Regions from separate parts of the Homo sapiens genome. Here region 2 is linked to region 1. The links are chromatin contacts, found by Hi-C or POLR2A ChIA-PET in ENCODE. All regions are on one chromosome and are shown on one strand. The core of a region is the stretch at or near the end of the contact, and the rest is flanking DNA. Distances in the headings are between cores, read along the strand shown.

Evidence for each region. A loop is a pair of places that touch in the nucleus more often than their neighbours do. ChIA-PET counts read pairs that join two places held with the same protein, here RNA polymerase II (POLR2A). Pooled maps may share reads with other maps.
Region 2: a loop to region 1 is called in a pooled map, with 2.0 times the contacts of the local background. The contact joins two enhancer-like sites. A Hi-C loop is called at or near these places in 3 of 168 maps with a recorded cell type or tissue (GM12878, right cardiac atrium and vagina) and 3 of 50 pooled maps. POLR2A ChIA-PET finds 5 or more read pairs at or near these places in 1 of 52 experiments (activated CD4-positive, alpha-beta T cell).

What each region holds. Positions count from the first base shown.
Region 1 is chr16:49,573,408-49,578,990 of GRCh38, forward strand. All of the region lies in intron 5 of ZNF423 (zinc finger protein 423), which reads right to left. Among named protein-coding and RNA genes, the nearest start is that of LINC02179, 110 kb to the left of the region's middle. Within about 2 kb of position 2,069, at least 9 of the 41 ENCODE cell types and tissues checked have a DNase peak (open chromatin) inside an H3K27ac peak, as active enhancers do.
Region 2 is chr16:49,482,267-49,487,849 of GRCh38, forward strand. It overlaps ZNF423 (zinc finger protein 423), which reads right to left. Exons shown (of 8, transcript NM_001379286.1): 8 at 5,258-5,583. Among named protein-coding and RNA genes, the nearest start is that of LINC02179, 19 kb to the left of the region's middle. RefSeq lists a silencer at 2,240-2,419. Within about 2 kb of position 2,270, at least 8 of the 41 ENCODE cell types and tissues checked have a DNase peak (open chromatin) inside an H3K27ac peak, as active enhancers do.

The sequences.
Region 1 (5,583 bases), core at 819-3,318:
ACAAGTAATTTATCAAGAAAATAAGTTTATTTAGCTCATGATTCTGGAGGCTGCAAAGTCCAAGAGCACAGAGACGACATCTGGAGAGAGCCTCCTTGCTATGTTGTAATGTGGCACAGGGCATCACATGGCAAGAGGACAAGTGTGTGCCTGTCTACTCAGGTCTCTCCTCTTCTGGTAAAGCCACCAGTTCCATCATCTGGGCCTACCCTGATGACATTATCTAATCCTAATTACCTCCCAAAGGCCCCACCTCCAAATGACTCAACATACGGATTTTGGGATTAAATCTCCAACACATGAAATTTGGGGGACACATTCAAACCATTGCATCCATCCTCTGCATTCAGAAAGATAGTCCAACAGAAAGATCTGGAATCAAGAGACCCAGCTGATTACCAATTCCAGTTTTGCTCTGATGTGCTGAATGACCTTAGACAAGCCCCTTCCCCTCTCTGGGCTTCTCTTTGCTATCCAGTTCAATGAAGGAATAGGACTAGATCAGGGATGCGTACATGTGGTGAGCCTGCTGATCATCCCCACGCCTTCATCCATACCTCACAGCAAGCCGTACCAATCTCTAAGGAATCACTGCACGGCTGAGCCCCATTTGCCAGGTGATCTTTAAGGAAAGTGGTTCTCAAACTTTAGTGAATCAGAATCAGCTGGAGAGTCTTTTAAAACAAAGATTACAGGCTGGGTGCAATGGTTCACACCTGTAATCCCAGCTCTTTGGGAGGCTGAGGCGGGAGGACTGCTTGAGGTCAGGAGTTCAAGACCAGCCTGGGCCACATAGTGGGACCCGCTGTCTACACAAAATTTTAAAAATTAGCCATGCATGGTGGTACATGCCTGTGGTCCCAGCTAATCAGGAAGCTGAGGCACGAGGATCACTTGAGCCAGGAGTTTGAGGCTGCAGTGAGCTATGATAGCACCACAGCACTCCAGTGACAGAGCAAGATCCTGTCTCTAAAAAGACAAAACACTGATTGCCAGTCCTCACCCAGAGTTTCTGATTCAGCAGTTGTATGTGGGGCTGGGAATTTGCATTTCTAGCAAGCTCTCAGGTGATGCTGCTGCTGATGCTGATGCTGCTGGTCCTTGGACTCTACTTGGAGAACCACTGATCTAGTGACCCCTGCTCTGAGAGTCTTGGTGAAACCTAGTAGGTATCCCCATGTGGGGGACAGCTTGCCATACCTAAGACTGGAAGCCTGCTGGAGCCACTGTTGCCTCCTGTCATTCAAAGGCATCCTTGAACCCAATGACAGGGGCACTCTCCGCCTACAGCCAGCTGCACTCCAGGTCGTGCATCCCACCTCGCCCTGCCCTGCTCCCTCCTGCTTTCCCTCTCTCCTGGAGCCTGGGAGAGCACCAGGCCTTCTGCTGCCTGTGTGCTGCCTGCCCCTGCTGCCCTCAGAACAGCTGTGGGCTTAATTATCAAAATAACATTTTAATAGTCTCATAACTGAACTCCCTTCAAAACATGCCAGCGGAGGAGGTGGGAAGGATTCTTTTTAGCACCTCTTCCCACCCGACTTGCTAATCGGAGGCATTTAAACTGCTAGAAGGCCCAGATGCCCGGCCCTGCCCATGGAGCCCCTCCTGCCACCACCAAGGATGCAGCTTCCACAGGCGGATCGAGGGGTCGGGCCCATACCAGACTGCCAGCCGGAACCAGGAGTCATTGCAGGAGCCACACTGCACCTTCGTAATGAGAAGAAAGTGGCTCATTCACGCGAACCCAGGCATCACTCAGGAAAGTGGATATGCTAAGAGAACTTAGGCAATTCATTTGCGATCACCAGGGGTTTCACTTGCTTTCAACACATTTTTTTTAGATTTAAAAAAAACTGCTATCACCAGCATTAACTCTGGCTCCCCGTCTCCCTGCCATTTCATGTAATAATTCCACGGGGAGTCCTGGCGGGTATTTAGCTCCTAATTTAAGCTCCACTAAACAAGCCCAACGCAAAACTAGCTTCTCAGATCAGCAGTTTCCCCTCCTACTTGCCGCAGCCCCTTCACTCTCTAGGTTCTTCAGGCCTCTAACATCACATCCGGCCAGCATTCACAACACCCGGGCTGTGAGCTAAGTGCAGAGCATGTGTTAGGAGTGGCTGCCCCAGTCCTCGTTCAGCAGCACAGGGAGATAGGCCCGACTGTGCCTAGGAGGAAATGAAACCAGGACAGGCCACATCCCCAAGCTGTATGGCTAGCAGTGGGTGGGGCTTCGACAGAGGCCAGGCTGGAGGGCACCGTGCTACCTCCGGCAGCATTTGCCCTGGGTGTCCCGACTTCCAAGCCAGCCCTTCTCAAACTTGACTGAGCATGCAAATCACCTGGAGCTCTTTTAAAAACACGGATTCTTGTTTGGCAGGACCAGGTGAGGCCTGGCCTTTGGTACTTCTCGCACACTCTGAGACACTGCAGATGGTGTAGGTCACTGGCCCACACTTGGAGGAGCCTGAAGGAGGCACGGGCTGCCCTCCAGGGTGGTTAGATCAGAGACTGAGTGCAGGCTGGGAGAAGCAAAGGCCAAACTCTGTCTTAGGGTGGGGTCCTTTTTCTCCCCTGGCTCTCTCCTGATCACCCCAGATAGTGCTCCTGACTCCTGGGAGAGACAGAGGGGCAGGGCTATTTCAAAGGTCAGTGTTCTCATCTTACCCTGTTCATCCCGTTTCTCAAACTCCATACCCAGACATGGAACCAGAAGTTTCCTTTGCTCTCTGGAGGAAATTGCCAGAACCAGACAAATCCCTTTGGCCCTCATCATATTTCCTGCTGCCCGCATTGACCACTTACTGTATACCAAGATAGACACTGGGAACACTGGGAACAGCAACCGTGGCTGTGGTCCCTGTGCTCAGGCAGCTGACTGGGGTGCCTGGCCAGCTGCTGTCCAAGGGAGCTCATGGTGCCAGGTGAACTCGTGGTGGGGGCAGGGGCAGAGGCAGGGGTGCAGGCAAGAGCAGTAGCTGGGCTGGGCACTGCCAGGTGCCCTGAACCTTGACAGAGTCAAGTCTATTGAGTGTTAGCCCCAATGCAACTACATTCACTACCAATAAAAACGGAGGCCACCATGCCACTCGTGGACACTACCTGGAGGCAGGCACTCTTTCACAGACTTGTAGACTCAGGCCACTGCAGTCCGTAGCTCAAGGCCAACCCTTAGCAAATTGGCCCCTACCCATCAGAAAACTGGTCCTGTTGGAAAACCCCCAGAGCCCAACTCTCTGCTGCCCACACAGTCTGCCCCAGTAGAGTTCAGAGCCCTGAATTCAAGTCCTACCTTTGACTTTCCAGTTGCTGTGACCTTGGGCAAATTAGTTTTCTTCTCTGAGCTGAATTTTTTCCATTGGCACTGGGTGTGATTCCCAGGGTCTAGCCCAGAGCAGATACTGTATGATAAGGAATAGATGCGCATATATTCTTTATTATATGTAGTCTTTGAAGTGAAAGGCCTTTACCTTTTTAAAAATGTAGTTTAATACTATTCAATGAAGCAAGTGATTACTAAACATTTACCAAATCCAGAATTTGGGGGCCAGAAACAGAGGGCACAGATGAGAAGACAGGCAAGTCCCTGTTCTCAAAAGAATCTGGAAATAACTGAGATGTGCCAAATGGATGTGACAACATTAAAGACAACCCGGGCAGACAATGAGGCAGTAAGGTTGGGTGTCCAACCACCCAGGGCAGACAATGGAAGACCTGGGGTCAGGCCAGCTGGCGTGGGGGGGTGGGGTCCCTGCAGGAGCGGTGCTGTGAGCCAAGTCTCCAAGAATGGGAAAGAGTTGTAGGAAAAGAAATCAACCACCACAGCCATAATAATGTCAAACATTTATGTACTCATTGCTACTCCATGTCAACACTGATCTATGCACTCTACATACTTAGCTTATGTAATTCTCACTAGCACATAAGGAGAGGGTACCGTTATCATCACCGTTTTACTGAGGAGAAAGCAGGCACAGTGAGGTTACATGACTTGCCTAGTTGCCCAGAGAGCAGAGTGCAGAACTGAGGCTCACACCCAGACAGACGCCAGGGCCCCATGTCCAGCAAGGCCCAGCGACCAGCCAGGAGCCAGCATCTCCACAAACAGAGAAAAGGAGGGCTGGGACATCCCTCCAAGCAGGGTCAAAAGAGAAGGGAAATGTGGTGCAAGACTTGGAAGGTAAGGCAGGCAGTCCAGCAGCCGCTCAACTTGCAGCAGGTAAGTGCAGGAGGAGAGCAAGGCCAGGAGGTGACTTAAGGCCTGCAGGAAACCTTGTTGGCAGCCACAGGCAGTGCCGACCCTCCTCACTCATGGAGAGAAGGATTTCCCCACGCCCCACTGATGGCACAAGAGGGAGACCTCCACTGTAGAAGCAGCTTCTGTCCTCCTTCCACCATGCAGGTGCAAGAGGCCTCTCCAGGACATAACAGCCTCTGTAGTTCCTATTTGCCAGCGATAGAGACCCGGCTCCCAGCCACCCTGGACCAGGCTGCCTCTGAAACTCTGCACTCACATTGCAGTAAAGGCCAGTGCCTGCTTGACCTAGACACATGGCAGGCACACACTGTGGGCAGGTGGAAGAAGGCGGCAGGGGGTGAATGTCCAGCACCTGCATTTGGAAGAAAGGCAGGATCAACAGAGCCTAGAGCCACAGTATTCCAAGATCCTCATTTCTCTGGGCAGGGAGCTGGGCATGCCATTGTCCAAGGCTTTTGAAGCCACACAAATGGCACCAGTCCCAGTAAACATCCCCCAAGACAGGACGGGAATCTGAATCCTTGTCTGCAAATGGCCACCTGCCAGGGACCCCCTTCAGCAACAAGCTCCCTCTCCCAATCCCAGAGGTGGCCTCTGTCCAGCCTATCCATAGCAGCTGGAACAAGGCATCCCAGCCCCCTGGCTCCAGCGGGGGAAGGACTGCTTCCATTTGCTAAGGGTCTTCTTCATTTCCTTCACCTTCTCACAACTGCACTTTCTAAAACAGGATATTAAGGGAAGAGAAACCGAGGGCTTTGGGGTTTTTTAGCCTCTGCTCCAGGGAAAAACAGACACTCATCCCTGTCTGAAATTGCTTCACTCCGAGAGCTTGTGGGCCGCGGGAGCCTCCCGCCACAGATGAGCAGAAAACAGAGTTTGTTTCTCTATTTCCCAGCCCCCTCGCCTCTCGCCCTCTCCTTCTCTCTCCCACCTCTTCCTTTCTGCCTGGTGCATGGCTGGGAGCTGGGACCTTGTGGCTCCACACGGCTGCCTGGTGCCACGGAGCAGGGCATGGGCTCCCACAGTAGGCAGCCTGGAAGGGAGGGGGACCAGCAGAAACCCTGCCCACTTCCTCCCACACTCCCGAAACCCCTCCAAACCAGTCATCAAATAACCCTGGACGGAGGTAGACCCAAGGACCTTTTGTTCCCTGAAATATTCAGGTTTTCAGGTCATTCTCTGGCCTTGCCAGGAATGCAGTGTACTCCTGGCTTGAACAAAATGCGCTAGTGTTAAAATATTCATCTGGTTTTGGTTGGGACTGAGAGGGTGTGTGTGTTTCAGGGAAACAAAAACATTATTTTCCCCGCTTCCTCTGCTCCCAA
Region 2 (5,583 bases), core at 1,020-3,519, 91 kb before region 1:
GTGCTCACATGAAAAGAAATGGAATATTTATAAGAGAATGAAAAATCATAGAGTAATTCACAGAATAACATAGATTTTATGAAAAAAAGGAAAGAACTATATGGAAATGTATGTATGTGCACAGACTATCTTTGGACAGAAAGAGACTGGGAAGAGTGTAAGAGGGACAGTTGGTTTTTAGTGATTTTTTATTTTATATCCTTCTAAGCAGTTTACACTTTTTTCTTTTATTATTTAACTTTGTTTTAAATATCAACATCCACATGGTTTTCCTGGCTGCTCAGTCCAGAGTAGCACAGAACATAGGAGCCCAGCCTTAACAGACACATCACCTGCTTTCCCATCTCAACTTTACCACCCTCTAGCTGGTAGAGGTGACCCCAGCTTCCCTCACTGTCAAACAAGGACAAAGATCATGAGGAATAAGTGTCTGGGAGTGCCAGGACTCAGAAATTAGCAGAGCAGCACGGTGTACCTTGCACTGTGCTGGGTGCTGTGAAGATTTAGGAGCAAGAACAAACCCAGGAAGCACCTGAGGGGAAATCGCGGGAGGGCAGGGGGTTGCCTGAAGGTGGTGGCTCTTGAGCTGAACCCCGAAGGAGCTGTAGGATCTGTTTGGGCCCAGGAGAGGAGAAATGTAATTATAGACAGAGATGTCAGGAGGCAAGGCAAACCCACGGTGCCTGGAGACAGGGTGGCCAGGGGGCACCTGGGAACCCAGCCAGGAGTCCTCAGGCTGTCAGGGCAGGCAGTTCTCCTTCAAGGAGGCCGATCAGAGCTCTTACTTCGTTAAGAAGACAGTAGGGCCAGGGTAATGTCCTCGTTGTATTCTCAGAGCTGATTTTCTTTTCTGTTTTCTATGAGACTTTAAAAGCCATCAGCTAATAAAACTGTCCTTCGGGTGCTCAGTGTGCCACAAAGTGTTGCCAAGTGCAGCACATCCTCATATCCCCTCCACAGTTCAGGGTGCAGACATCCTTCTCCCCAGTTACAGATTCAGAAGCCACCCATGAGCCCCATCGCAGATCCAGGCCTCCCAAGGAAGCCTCATTCGCACAGAAAGCTCTAAAGCTAAGATCATCTCAGACAGCTGTGATTAAACACTCATTTCACAGACGAGGAAACCGAGGCCCTGAGTAGGAAAGGGGCTTGCCCAGAGTCACAGGGGGAAATGATGACAGAGAAGAGCATGGATGCCCAGCCCAGCGCCCGTGGCTCTGCATGAGAAACACACAGCAAGGCCCTGGTCCGTGCTTGCTCGGGTGATGCAGGGGTTACCATCGGTGGCTCTGAAATTCTCTCTCAGTATTTCTGGGGTTGTCTGTTTTGAATCAATGGTCATGTCATCCCTCAGAAGTGCAGGGAGAGAAACCCAAGTCCAGGGAGGTCCAGTGGCCAGGCAGAAGTCACAATGCTACTGAAAGGCCCAACTGGAAACTGACCACAGTTCCAGCAGCCCCAGTGCCCTGACTGTAAACCCCACTCTCAAGGCGACTGCATGGGTAAGGGACCGCCCAATTGGATGGGAAGCACCAGAGGTGTGGAGAGCCAGAGGGGCAGGAGTTTGGAAGACCACACGGACGCTGCAGAATGTTCTGGAGACTCTGACATCCCGGAAACCCCCAAGGGTAGGGGCTGGTGGAGGGGAGGGCAAAGCAGGGGGCCGCAGGCCACATGCTTCAGGACCCAGCCGGCAGGCTGGAGGATGGTCCTTCGCTGGGAACTGTCTCTAGGCCTCCCGAAAATGCCAGGCCAAAGAACTGGGCAGGCGCCCCTCTTCCGCCAGTGACCTTGACCCAAGCTGGGCTGGGCTTTCAGATACGACACGGCCCCTTCCCCTCTTATCCTCTTCCCAAGGTCGTAAAATGAGTCGGCTTCTGGGTGGCAGGACTTTTGCAGGGACCCTCGTTTGCAGTTCTTGCTGGGGCTGGAGCGGTGTGGGGCCCGTGACTGGGCTTGGCGTGAAACTAGAAGCGGCCAGGGCAGGTGTAAATTATGCATAGCTATTTCTGGAAACTTCTCAGATTTCTCAAGAGAGAGAAATTAATTTGCCTGTTTGGGCAAATAACACCAATTTTTTTTTCCCCTGCTTAAGGTCATTTTGTTAAAATAAAATTGATTAACGTTCTCTTTAAAGTTTAAGTAGAAACTGCTCAAACATATTTTTATGCATAGAAGCACGGTTTGCGCCCTTCAGTAATTAATAACTCCACAAATAAGGTAACACCAAGCCGCTCGCAGCGCACTCAGCCCGCGGCCCCCAGGTGGGTGGGGCCGGCCCGATGCGGGCCAATCAGGGCTCAGGGGAGGGAAGGGGCGGGCCGGCCGCGCACCAACCCCAGGCTGGGGCCGCCCCGGCGCTGTCCCGGCTCAGGCAGGTCAAGGATCCGCCCAGCTAGGAGCAGTCCAAGTAGAGGCTGACCCCAGTGGACTATCACCTGGAACCAACCCCAGTGATGAGAGTATCAGGAGCTAACCACTTCTCTCCTTCTCTCCTTCCCTCCCTCCCTTCCCTCCCTCCCTCCTTCCCTCCCTTCCTTCCTTCCCTCCTTCCTTCCTTCTCTTTCTCTTTCTTTCTTTCTTCTTTCGAGACAGGGCTTCGCTGTGTCATCCAGGCTGGAGTGCAGTGGTTCAGTCACAACTCACTACAGCCTGGAACTCCTGGGCTCGAGTGATACTCTGCCTCAGTCTCCCAAGTAGCTGGGATTACAGGCAGGGCACCACGCATGGCTGATTTTTATTATTATTATTATTATTTGTAGAGACAGGGTCTCGCTATGTTGTCCGCACTGGTCTCCGACTCCTGGCCTCAAGTGATCCCCCCATCTAGACCTCCCAAAGTGCTGGGATTACAGGCATGGGCCACTGTGCCCGGCCTGGAGCTAGCCATTTCTTATGTGCTCTGCTCAAGGGCTTCTTGGGGCTGGGAACAGGGCTTTGGAACCGGACTGCCAGCATTAGAATCTGAGCATTGGGCAAGTTAGCATCTCTTTGCCTTAGTTTCCTCAGTTGTAAAAAAGAGATAACAGTACCCACGTGATAACGTTAGTTATTGTGTGGATTAGGGGAGTTAATACACGGTGCCTAGGAGAATACCAGGCACCAATAATGTTATTAAACGTCACCGTCATTCTTATTTTAATTTCACAACTTTGTGAGATAAGTATTATTTTTTATTTTTCCCATTTACCAATGAAAACACTGAGGCTCAGAGAAGTTAAGGGCTTTATTTGAGGTCACACCGCTAGTAAGTGATAGAGCTGAGGTCTGAATCCAGGTATCATAGTCCGCAGAGCTTAGGCTACAAGTTGTCTTCATATACATGCTTATCTTCCCCTAGACCTTTTAAATTGTCATGGATTCACTTTCATACGCAATATCTGCATTCATTTAGTAAATATCTTATCTGCTCCAGATCCTATGTAGGGTGCTGGATATAAGGGCATTTACTAAGAGTCAGGCTCTGCCCTCAAAGATAGTCAGAGACAGGTGGGTGGAAGGTGGGGACAGCTTGGGTAGTCATTAGTGCAGTGTTCCAAGCCTTGCTGATTCTCACTTCTTCCAGGCACAGGGCAGGATTGCACTTCCTGGCCCTGTGATAGAATGGGGCCATGTGACAATTGCTGGCCAATGCATTGTGAGTCTAAGAGCTCTGTATTTGTGTAAGTCCCAGGCAAGAGCACTGAACTGCCAGTTCTCTCTCTCTCTCTCTGCTTGGTTGCTGACCATATTTAAGGGGGTGGCTGCTCCCTGATCCTAACTTCTGAGTGACCTTGATGTGTTAAGGAAGCCCCCTGGGTATCCAAGATGGCTATGGAATATGAGTCAGAAAGAAATCTTTGTTGTGTTAAACCATGAGAATTTGGGTCCTTTTGTTAATGTGCCATATCCTAGCCTGTCCTGACTGACAGACAGTCCCACAGACAAATAGGTATAAAAGGCAGTACTGTGCATGCCCAGGGATGGACTTACACACCAGGTAGTATCAGCGTTCTTATTATGAGAGCATTTTACTTAGCTGCGGGGGTCAAAGTGGCCTGAAGAATAAACTGGGCCAAGACTAGGGTGAGATGAATGAGGCACTTCCTTTGGGACCAAAATTTAAGTGAATACAAAACAAACAAACAAACAAAAAGCCAGAGTAATACTTTCATGTTTCTGAAAATAAAAATTAATGTAAAAAATGATGGAAAAAAATGGCAAAGTGTTAAGTAAAGACAGAATCTGATGCTACATTTGTGCCATCCCGCCTCACCTGCCAAATCCCAATCCCAGCCCTGCTTCCAGTAAAACTTTATTTTCAAAAATGGGCTGCCAGCCTGCAGGCTACAGCCTGCCAATGTGATTTTAAAAATATTACATGAAAATATTGTTTATTTGGATTACTTAGCTTTTTGGCACCCACTTAAGTTTTGCTCCCAGGGGAGTGCTTCACTGATCTCACCCAAGTCTTGGCCCCAAGAATTAGACAGCTGAGCTGGGTCTAAAAGTAGGAGTTAACCTGGGGTGAGGGAGCGGGAGAAGGGAAGGGCATTCCAGCAAGAGGAAGCACCATGAGCAAAGGCATGGAGGGAAAGGACAGCCAGGGGCATGCATGGCAAACTGTACTTTATTTGGTGCTTTTGGAAAGAGATCAAGCAAGATAGAGTTGCAAATATTCAGCCTTTATTGAGTGTTGTGAGTTTTCTCCTGTTCTCTGACATCAAGAGTACTGCACAGGGTATATAATCATGGAGCACTCTCCTGGCAAGTCTGAATGAGCCAAAATCAACTGTAAGTTGTAAAATAGTGGCACCGTGGACTTGCTTTGAAGGGTAACAAGCATATGGGGGATAAATCCTTGTAGGGTGTCTCTCTCTTCTCCAAAGGCAAGTTCCAAGCCATACCAATAAATACATAACACCACATGTCACAGGTGCTATGATAGACAGGAACCAGAAGTGATTACTGGGTTAGTCAAGTTACCTCATGGTTCAAATGGCTTCTGGAACACCAGCTATTGCAGTCACATTCCAGCCATCAGACAGATAGGAGGAATGAACTCATTTCTTCGCTTTCAGGACAATTCTTAGAATTTGCACATACTGCCGTTATTTATATCCTACTGATAGAACCTATGGCGACCAATAGCAATAGGACCACACCTAACTTCTGGGAAGGATAGGATATATAATCTGCCCCTTCCCTTCTCCAAGGTAACCTCTGCTCAGCTATAAATTGGTTACTTTATTAATGAAAAGAAAGAGAACCAGCAGTCTTTCCTGTACAGTACAATTTCACTTTATTCATCGTTGTCATCATGATTGTTATAATAAAATTAACAATGGAGTCAGACACCCCAGGCTGGAAGGTGAGGCACCCAAGTTATAGTCGCAAGTCTATCCTGAATGGTATGATCTTGGACAAGATTCTGAACTTCTCTGGGATTGTTTTAAGCCACCTAGAATTGAAACTCCATAGGAATACAGCTCTCTAAGGGTACTTCTGGCTCGTTTCCAGCTCACGGCTTCTGCATTTGCAGTGTTCTCTTCCCACTGCTCTTGGACTGCCCACCTCCCTTATTTCTTCAGGTCTCAAGCCCCT